Linked DNA regions of Homo sapiens: region 1 is linked to region 2. A link is a contact called in ENCODE Hi-C data. All regions are on one chromosome and are shown on one strand. Each heading gives the region's core, a stretch centred on a gene start or an enhancer-like site at or near the end of the contact. The rest is flanking DNA. Distances are from core to core; before and after follow the strand shown.

The links. A loop is a pair of places that touch in the nucleus more often than their neighbours do. Pooled maps may share reads with other maps.
Region 1: a map of PC-9 shows a loop between it and region 2 (10-fold over the local background). The contact joins two enhancer-like sites. A Hi-C loop is called at or near these places in 3 of 168 maps with a recorded cell type or tissue (IMR-90, MCF 10A and PC-9) and 5 of 50 pooled maps.

The regions. Positions count from the first base shown.
Region 1 is chr21:41,476,237-41,481,157 of GRCh38, reverse strand. TMPRSS2 (transmembrane serine protease 2) reads left to right here. Exons shown (of 14, transcript NM_005656.4): 6 at 556-682; 7 at 1,876-1,986; 8 at 4,538-4,581. Among named protein-coding and RNA genes, the nearest start is that of TMPRSS2, 29 kb to the left of the region's middle. RefSeq lists enhancers at 430-930, 931-1,431. Within about 2 kb of position 2,856, at least 7 of the 41 ENCODE cell types and tissues checked have a DNase peak (open chromatin) inside an H3K27ac peak, as active enhancers do; they include PC-9, where a contact is called at or near this core.
Region 2 is chr21:41,814,054-41,819,604 of GRCh38, reverse strand. PRDM15 (PR/SET domain 15) reads left to right here. Exons shown (of 24, transcript NM_001040424.3): 18 at 1-23; 19 at 3,769-3,900. Among named protein-coding and RNA genes, the nearest start is that of RIPK4, 50 kb to the right of the region's middle. RefSeq lists an enhancer at 2,700-2,749. Within about 2 kb of position 2,889, at least 7 of the 41 ENCODE cell types and tissues checked have a DNase peak (open chromatin) inside an H3K27ac peak, as active enhancers do; they include PC-9, where a contact is called at or near this core.

The DNA.
Region 1 (4,921 bases), core at 1,607-4,106, 340 kb after region 2:
GTTTTAAGAGGGTTGCAGTGAACATTTGTACAAGTTTTGGACCCAATGCCTGTTTTCAATTCTCTTGTGTAGAGAGCACTTTTTAGCAGAAAAAGAATAGATTTGTGGCCTCCCTTTGTGTGCGGTCAGTGCCTTGAGAAGAGTGAACTGTGCTGCCACCTCCGGAGCCGTGGAGAGCGCGGGGCTTGGGTAGCAGCTAGGACGATACAAGTTGGGACAAGGCCAGGTGCAATGGCTCACGCCTGTAATTCCAACACTTTGGGAGACCGAGGCAGGGGGATCACCTGAGGTCAGGAGTTCAAGACCAGCCTGGCCAACATGGTGAAACCCCATCTCTAATAAAACAGAAAAATTAACTGGACGGGGTGGTGGACGCCTGTAATCCCAGCTACTCGGGAGGCTGAGGCAGGAGAATCACTTGAACCTGGGAGGCGGAGGCTGCAGTGAGTGGAGATCAGACCACTGCACTTCAGCCTAGGTGACAGAGCGAGACTCCGTCTCAAAAAAAAGAAAAAAAAAGAAAGAAACTCATGGATAATCCTCCCTCTCGTGCAGTTCGCCTCTACGGACCAAACTTCATCCTTCAGGTGTACTCATCTCAGAGGAAGTCCTGGCACCCTGTGTGCCAAGACGACTGGAACGAGAACTACGGGCGGGCGGCCTGCAGGGACATGGGCTATAAGTGAGTATGGGGCAGCACCCGCCGAGTGACAGTAACAGACAGCAGAAACACGAGAAGACCCTCTCTCTGCCTCCCTGTGAAAGCACCGGCACATGAGTGCTGGGGACAATTGTCACCTTCCAAAAGCTGAGCCCTATAACCAGCAGGTGGAATTTGTCCTGCTAGGGCTGTGCCCAGCACACAGACCTTGGCTCACTGCCACCTTGCCCTGCCTCCTCCTTGGCCTCTATAGACTCCTGGTTGCTCGGGAGTGCCCAGTGCTGTGGTCATCTGGTCAGAGGGGTAGGCTGAGGGCGTTAGGTGCCTCTTTTTCCAAGGTGCCTCTCAGCCAGGGTCCATTCACCTCCCTGGGTAGAGGTTGGACCAGAACAGCTGGCGAGGAGGGTTGGGCTGGGGAGAGCAGCAGAGACAAATCCTGTGCCAGTTTCACTTCATTCGGGAGCCATGGAAGCCTTTTGAGCTGGGGAGAGAATCAATCAATCAGACTGATACTTAAAAAATGTCATTCCTGCTCGTAGCTCTGAGGGAAGGTGGGAAGGCTTAACAGGGTGTGTGTCGCCTGACAGTGATTCCTAACGGGGGTGGGGCGGTGGTTACCATTTACCAGCACTGCCTGGGGAGATGCGGCAGCCCTCAGGCATCGGGGGAGAGGGTGGTAGGATGCTACTGCCACTTTGTTTTCCATGGGAGGGTCCCCAGGTGATTTCTATGCAACTTTAGGGTATTCAATATGCCAGTTTTCAGAATGAATTACCACTCGGTGAGAAAGTTGGCATCTTAGCTAGTCACTGTGACATCCCTAAACAGCAGGGGTGAATTACACAGCAAAGCCCCCCCATCACAGTCCAGGAACCTGGTGGAATTGATAACTGGGGCCATGTTAACATCTGTACCTTTTATTAGATTAAATGTGTGTATGATTATACAATCCTATGTCCTTCTCATAGTTTCTTGATCCTAACCTGGATAAGAAACACGACCAATGAAGGAATTTTGTCTGACACTTTAGGGTTATTGAATCGAAAAATCGTTACAATATTCTAGCACTTGGTTAGAACGTGTGATTTTTTTTCCTAAATGCTAAGGTTTTTCCCTCTTATTCTGAATGTCGTATGAGCGGTATTATGACATAGTATAGGATTTGTGTTTGCTTATGCCTTAACCATTATCACAAATAAGGTTTTCTTTTTTAGGAATAATTTTTACTCTAGCCAAGGAATAGTGGATGACAGCGGATCCACCAGCTTTATGAAACTGAACACAAGTGCCGGCAATGTCGATATCTATAAAAAACTGTACCACAGGTATGCAGCAATTTCTTCTTGAAAAATTTTGGAATGAAATCAACTAGGAGACACCATGGGGAATCGTTGTCCTGAGTCTGATTTCTCTGAGCTGCAATACTCGGTCTGGATGGGTTTTGCATTGGGAGGAGATTAGAGTCTGACCAGGCCTGGTTACTCTAAGCAGCCCTTGGTTTATTCATAGGAAGTGGCTGAGGTTTCTCTGCTATTTCATTTTCAGCCTCTACCGTCTGCCCTTGTTGGTAGCGGCTCACACTTGCAACATCGACATTCAACTCTATTTAGTTTTCTTTCCTCTTCAGACATTTAGAGGTGTACCTATTTTGTCAGGGCGTGGTTCTAGGAATCCAAGATAATGTCTCAGTGTCCCAGCCAGGGTGACCGGCTCATTCCAGTTTGCCAGGGACTTCACTGGCTTGAGCAAGGGAAGTCCTGCTCCATTCCAGGCAGCTGGGCTGGCTGGTCCCGTTAGCCCCAACCCCGGGACAGCAGTGCCAGAGGGTGCTCTGTGAGGGATGGGCAGCATTCTGGCGGCCTGGGAATGAGTTGTGGTGTTTCCAGGGGGTAGAAGTGGGTACAAGCCACAGGTCACATGATGAGTGGCTGACCTGGCTGGGAGGGCAGAAGAGGGGATGGACTTAGGCTCTTCCTTTTGCTTTGCACATATTTAGGATGTTTGCAGACTTGCTATGATTGTTGCTGTTATGTGTTTTCTGATGTGAAAGATACACAGTGTCCTTTGCCCATGAGCTCTCCTTGCCTCCCAGGTCCCCAGGGCTTATGCCTGGTGTCTAGGCATCACCTCCCTGCCTGCCAGGTGCCAGGTGCTGCATTTCGGGGGAGGATGAACTAATCACCCCGCGCCACCTTTCCTCTGAGTGGGAGCCTGGGGCAGGTTTGCATTCCTGGAGGCCGCTGGTGGAGGGGTCTGGGGGCCTGACTTCCACTGCAGCCTGCTGTCCTGGGGAATGTGGCAGGGCAAGCCCAGTGGGGAGGGCTGTGCACGGCCAGGTGCACCCATCAAAACAGCAGGGCTGCGGTTTGTCCCTGTGGAGAAGCTAAACACAGCTGCCTGGGCACTTTGTAAATGCTGAGTGGTTCTTTGTCTTTCTGGGTTACACACGGAATCAGGGAGCCAAGTCCAGCCGGGCAGGGACGGGGGGAGGGGAGGAGGTGCTGCCGTCCCTTGGCAAGAGCCTTGGGAACTCACAAGGAGGCTGGAGGGCTTGGAAGAAAGAAGAGAAGGCCATTGTCTGGTAGGCTCTATTCTATCTCGGTGGTGGTGGTGGGGGGAGGCGCACTTCTTTTCCTCTTTCTGTGCAGCAGTTGCCCTTTGATGCCTGAGTTCTTGGCTTGTTTTCTGTCGGGCTTCTGTGAATAACCACATGTGCCCTGGCGCTGTGACCACACAGGGCTATCCCTACCGACCTTAGGATTCTTAGGAAATGTCTTCTCTTAAAGGGGACATGTCTTCACTTGGCCGTGTCAGTGCCCCAGAGCCAGAGTCCACCTGGAATGCACCTGTAGTCACTGAGAACCCGGGGGGTGTGCCTTAGTAAGAAGGTGTCAGGAAGGACCTATTATTGTAGGGCCTGGGCTCCTGCAAGGTGGTTTGGGGGTGGTTGGAGGAAGCAGAGATTTGCTCTGGATTGGATGCTGTCAGGAAGCAGGGGTAATTCTGTGAGGCTGCTTTATTATTTTTTTTCTAGGAGGAGGTTGGAATGAGGCTAGGCTAAAGCTGTGATTGGTAAAGAAACGTCCGTCGCTCAAGTTAGCCAGGACAGGAGGAGACATCAGATCGTGATTTTGTGGTTGTGAGCACAAGGTTCCTGTTCTGTCTGTTCAGACATCATTTCGGAGGAGGCTCCTTGTGTCTTGCCCCATCTCAGGCATGGAGGGGCCTAGTCCGATATTGACGCTCAGTGAAATAATTCAGGTTCCGCAGAGCACACGGCCCAGCTATCAGGGCGGGCCAGCTCTGCATGCCAGGGGCCGCGTCTTCCCTTCTCAGCATAGCCTGGGAAATTCACTGCAGGACAAAATGCATCAGTTACTTCCTCTTCATCCATAACCTGGGATGTTTGACTCCCAAATGAGTAACTCTTACGTTTCTTCTAATCCTAGGGAAACTATTGGTTATATTGCTTTCAACACTACAAATTTAAAGCAGTTATAGGAGCCCAGAGGTTTCCAAATGGCTTCCTTAAAAATTAGAAGATGATTTTAAATTCCAAGAGGAAAAACAAAACTAGCATTATTGTATACTTACCCTCACAACCGTCCTAGGAGCTGGTACAATTTTAAGAGAGGTTAAGTAACTTGCCCAAGGTCACACTGTGGGGATGTGAGCCGCGTACCTTGGCTCAGTGTCTGGTCTTTGCCACTGTCCCTATATGGATTTACTTACCTTATTGGAGTTGTAACTAGCAGACCCTTCTATGTCTCAGAAGACAGGAGAGGGAACATCGGAAGAAATGACTGATTTCTAAGCATGTGAGAGGCAGGTGACTCCGCACTATCGTGACCAGAATTTCCCCTGTTCTTTTTGCAGTGATGCCTGTTCTTCAAAAGCAGTGGTTTCTTTACGCTGTATAGGTAAGTTCATCTGGAGTCCCCCTTTTGATACTTCTAACTAGGAAAAGCTCTCTACTTTCAGAACAGTACTCCCTGTGTCTCTGGGGGCGTGGGAGGGAAGAAGGTGGGGTCACGGGTTGGAATGTGCCCAGCGGCGTCTCGCTCTTTCCAAGGAGCTCCTGGTTTAGATTTCCATGGCCTGTAGACACCTTCAGCCTTGGGTCCAAGGGACACCCCCTGAGATCAGGCACGCTCAAGAAGCTGACAAAGCCCTACACTTTATGCCACCCATGAGCTGGAGGCCCGGCAGGTCTCTTTCTCCAGAAAGCAAAGGGGGGTGGCGTTAGTGAGCCCTGGCAGC
Region 2 (5,551 bases), core at 1,640-4,139:
CCTGTGTGCCGAGTGTGGGAAAGGTGGGTACGGGTGCTGGGGACATGGGCCAGGCTCAGCCAGGCCACCCTGCTGCAGGGTGCTGGAAGGGGACATGAGCGAGAACTGGGAGTGTGGGGAAGGTGGGTGTGGCGGGGGCGGGGGCCGGGGCCACGGGCCGAGTGTGGGAAAGGTGGGTACAGGCGCCAGGGCCACGGGCCAGGCTCAGCCAGGCCGCTCAGCTGCTGCAGGGCGCTGGGAGGGGATGTGAGCGAGAACTGGGAGTGTGGGAAAGGTGGGTGTGGGTGCTGGGGGCCACGGGCCAGGCTCAGCCAGGCCGCCCAGCTGCAGGGCTCTGGAAGGGGATGTGACCAAGGTATCTACCATAGTGCGAGAGGCATTGCCAGAGTGTGGCCCTGGAAGCCCATAGGCTTCAGTCGCTTACTTAAGGAAAGAAGGACTCGAGGCAGCATTTAAATCAGGAATCTGCAAGAAAAATCAAGTAGTCCAGAAAGCAGAAAGATGTGATAAATTTAAAGGCACAAACAAATCGTTTTAAAAGTAGGAAAATAATGCAGGATCTAATTGTTTAAAGTATAGAATGATTCCCAAAGCCACCACGGGGTCTGACAGTAGATGCAAAACCCTCAGCGTATTCACTACGCAGACTAGAATCGGCTGCGTGGTGAGAGAGAAACTCACCACGGCCGAGGAATCTTCATTGTAACGACAGAACATTCATTAATAACAAACCTAGTAATAAGATGTCTCAACTTAGTAAGCAAAATACAAAGATAATTCCAGTACACATCATAATTTTAACCCATTCCTGTTTTTATTTTTTTTTTAAAACAACTTCCTAAAAGTTTTGGAGCAGCAGGTTTGTCTTGGGCTGTTTCAAGCGACCCTGCTCATGCTGTCCCGGTGACAGTGTGTTGGAAACACAGGAGCTGCATGAACTGCACTCGCCGGGTGACCCCTATGAGCACCCGTAGAATAACGCTGCGTGTCAAAGCCTAAAAGAACTGCCTGCAGAAAAGGCCAGAAAGGGGGTCTTTCCTTTCCCCACTTCCTGGCCCTCTGTTCCTCACCTCAGAGGCCAGCACAGGCTCTTGCCCCTCCTCCAGGGTAACTTTGCGCAAGGACGGCACATGGGTGGTTATTAAAAAAGCAGCGCATGCACCTCGCCAAGACATATTTTTTAAACAATACAAACAGGTCTGGAAGGTGGCATAGTTACTCTCCCCTCAAACCCCAGCCGGTCCTCGCAGAGCCACTGCGGTGGTTTCTCTGAACGGAATGTCAGTAGCAATGTCTGCCTGCCTTAGCGGGACAGGTGGTTTCTCTGAACAGAATGTCGGTAGCAGTGTCTGCCTGCCTTAGCGGGACAGGCTGGCTTGCTCTTTATCCGCGTCTGCCTTAAGCTCCCAGCCCCTTTCACCACCTGCTCCTCCCCTTTCCTCCCCAATGCCCCCAAGAAGTAAAATGTTTAAGACAGTGTGGTGAGCCTGGCTGGAGGGGTCCTGAGTAGCGCGTAGAGACAGGAGGGGCAGGGGTGGGGGCTTATTCAGGGCCGGGCCTCTTAGGCAGGCAGAGAGGAGCCACACCTGGGTCCCCTGCAGGTCCCCAAATGCCACCAGATGCCCTGGGAGGCAAGGGGTGTGGGGTAAAGCCACATTTTATAATGTTGTAGACATTTTAGTGTTTGAAATGTATTAATTATTTAGTTGCATCGTTTTTTAAAATGAATTCTGAATAGCTGAAATAAAATGCTGGCATTAATACATCAGTTGCCAGATTTATTTTACAGAATACCAAATTCCAGTATTGTCATCGTGCTATCACGCAACAGTTGCTAGTACATACCAGCGCATGCTTGTGCTCATTTGTTTTTTTGATACTTTGCTATTTTTTTTTTACTTGAAAATACGTCTTGGAGATCTTTTTATATCGGAACATGTAAATATTGCCTGGTTTTATCTTTCAAGCCCTTCGTACGATTCATATAACCAGACCCTTTATTTTATAAAGTTTCTGGTTGTTTTGTTATAGTCATTTATTATTACAGTGTTGCAAGAAACACTGTTGCATATTATTACTTTACATTTTTTTCCAGAAATTCTAGCCCTGACCAGGGAATTAGTCAGTGTCAGGGACCAAGTGGGAGGCTGTTAGTAGTCGTGAGAGCCTGTCACCAGCAGGTGGAGGCAGGGGCCCAGCCAGTAGGTTTTCTGTGTGTGTGGAGGAAAACGTCTTGTTCAGAATCACATCATGGGCCTTGAACTACTCAGGAATGATCTACAAGAACTTACTGTGGCCAGTAAGAATATGACACCAGGTATTGAAAGCTATAAAAAAGGCATCCCCTGTTCGGGATTAGAAATTATAAGTATTTAAAAAACATCAGTTTTCCCCACGGTAATTTGTAAATGGATTGACTCACAATCCCAGTAGAGCAAGCTTTAAAATTTCCTCTGTCTGGCAGTTGTGTTTATTTTGAAACTGTTGGCAGATTTTCTTTGTTAAATGGAAGAAAAAACATTACTGTCACCAATGCTGGCTGTGGTGGGGAGGTCAGAATGTGGAGATGCCATCTCTTCTGTATTTTCTGGGTTTTCTGTGACTGTGTATTAGTTTTGAAATTTGGAATATGTTCATTTTAGAAGCAGGAAGAGGGAAGTGCTGGGGTCTGGGCGTGTCAGCAGTGACCGGCACTCTTTTTTTTTTTTTTAATCAAAAGGATTGACAGTAACTTTTTCAGGTGGAATCACTCTTCGGTCATTGGTAATAGGCCTGCAGGTGCCGTCCCCACCCGAGGCCAGGAGTTGTGCAGCTGTGTGTGCAGGCAGCGGGCTTCATCGTGGGGCCTTTGCTCCCCCTGCTGGCCCAGCCGCGCAGTTTTCTCGTAGCCAGGGAGGTCTTCTGGCCCGGCCTTTAGAATTCTGGCAGGAGCTGGTGGATGGTCACCCCTGCATCTGGTGAGGGTGGAATCACAGGGGAACCGTTGACCAGCTTACTACAGAGCTGTGTTCAGGCTCAGTAGTTCTTCCCCAAATGTGGAGGGAACACGGTGGCCTGGGAGTGCAGGCTGCCCACCGCCCTGGGCAGGCACAGTGAAGGCGCCTCTTCGGGGCTGGGGAGGCTGCCTTTGGGCTGGGTCGCCCTGTTCCCTGGTGCGTGTCAGCCTCACGGTCAGGTGTACCAAGCCGCACATGCCTGTGCCCCCTGCGGAGGGCCTTGTACAGTGCTGTCCCTGCCAGCGCACCACAACCTCTGACTCAGCCCCTATGCCAGGGCCACCCTCTCTCCACTGGCTGTGTGAGTGAGGCTTTGGAGTATTTCAGCTTCTTAAGATTGGCTTCTTAAATTACAGGTAGATTGAAACCATCTCGCGTCCGAATCCCAATCACCACTCATATTGTCAAGGTTGAAGGGAACCTTTAGTCATGCTTGTATTAATCTATCTCTCACCGAATTCTCCCGCCGGGTTGCCATGGGCACGCAGGGAAGTTTACCCACCGCCCCGGCGTTGCTCGCGTGGTCAGGGCTCGGCCAGGCCCTGGCAGGAGTGAGTGAACCTGATGTTGCAGTCAGTCCCTCCCGGCCTCTGGGCACAGTCACTTCCCAGGTCTCACCGCTGGTGGACTGACCGGGATCCTCGGGGGCCGGCCCACACCCTCACCAGTACCGCACGGGCCGCTGCCTGTGCCTGCCCCAGGGTCTCGGGCATGGGCCCCCAGGTGGGCTGCGTGGGGGTGTGGCCGCCTCTGACTCGCTGTGTCCTTGAAGGCATGAAGACCAAGCACGCGCTGCGCCACCACATGAAGCTGCACAAGGGCATCAAGGAGTACGAGTGCAAGGAGTGCCACCGCAGGTTCGCGCAGAAGGTCAACATGCTCAAGCACTGCAAGCGGCACACGGGTGAGTCCGAGGCCCGGGCCGCGCCAGCCACGGCGCTCACTGTGTAGGGAAGCCAGGTGGGCCGTGGGAGAAGAGAGAGCCGCCTTGAGACGATTCCTCTTTGTGATTCCCACTGAGTGCCGGGTTCCCCAAGAGAGCTTCCTGGGGCCGGGGTGAGCAGCTGCATATCTCAAAAGGTCCCCCTCCCACAGGGGCCTCGTCACCGGAGAGCATGCTGCACAGCTCACTTCCGGCATTGGGAGACTGGTCAGTCTTTAAATGTTCCTCCCGTTCAGCTGTTTCCCCCTCAGGAATGTGCACAAGAAATAGCGACCAGACAAGGGCCAGGGATGTGCATGCAAGGTTGCTTGTCATCTTTTGAGTTAGGGAAGGCGCTGGAAGGTCAGACGTGGCCTCGGTAGGGCACTGGCTAAGCCATGGTGAATCCAGAAAAGAGCAAGGTGTCCGCTCGGGTGATGTGTGTACTACGCTGATGTGCATAGAAAGGAGTCGGTGACGCGACAGGTCAAAGAGCAGCCTGTGCCATCTCTAACACAAGGCCAAGATCTTAGAAAACACTAGAGCAGCCTGCGCCATCTCTAACACAAGACATTCTTATAAAACACTACAGCAGCCTGCGCCATCTCTAACACAAGGCCAAGATCTTAGAAAACACTAGAGCACCCTGCGCAATCACTAACACGAGGCATTCTCATAAAACACTAGAGCACCCTGCGCAATCACTAACACAAGTCGTTCTCATAAAACACTAGAGCACCCTGCGCAATCACTAACACAAGGCCAAGATCTTATAAAACACTAGAGCACCCTGCGCAATCACTAACACAAGGCATTCTCATAAAACACTAGAGCACCGTGCGCAATCACTAACACACAGCCATTCTCATAAAACACTAGAGCACGCTGCGCAATCACTAACATGAGGCATTCTCATAAAACACTAGAGCACCCTGCGCAATCACTAACACAAGTCGTTCTCATAAAACACTAGAGCACCCTGCGCAATCACTAACACAAGGCATTCTCATAAAACACTAGAGCACCCTGCGCAATCACTAACACAAGGCATTCTCATAAAACACTAGAGCACCCTGCGCAATCAGTAACACGAGGCATTCTCATAAAACACTAGAGCACGCTGCGCAATCACTAACACAAGTCGTTCTCATAAAACACTAGAGCACCCTGCGCAATCACTAACACGAGGCATTCTCATAACACACTAGAGCACCCTGCGCAATCACTAACACAAGTCGTTCTCATAAAACACTAGAGCACCCTGTGCAATCACTAACACAAGGCATTCTCAAAACACTAGAGCACCCTGCGCAATCACTAACACGAGGCATTCTCATAACACACTAGAGCACCCTGCGCAATCACTAACACGAGGCATTCTCATAAAACACTAGAGCACCCTGCGCAATCAGTAACACGAGGCATTCTCATAAAACACTAGGGCACCCTGCGCAATCACTAACACGAGGCATTCTCATAAAACACTAGAGCACCCTGCGCAATCACTAACACGAGGCATTCTCATAAAACACTAGAGCACCCTGCGCAATCACTAACACGAGGCATTCTCATAACACACTAGAGCACCCTGCGCAATCACTAACACGAGGCATTCTCATAACACACTAGAGCA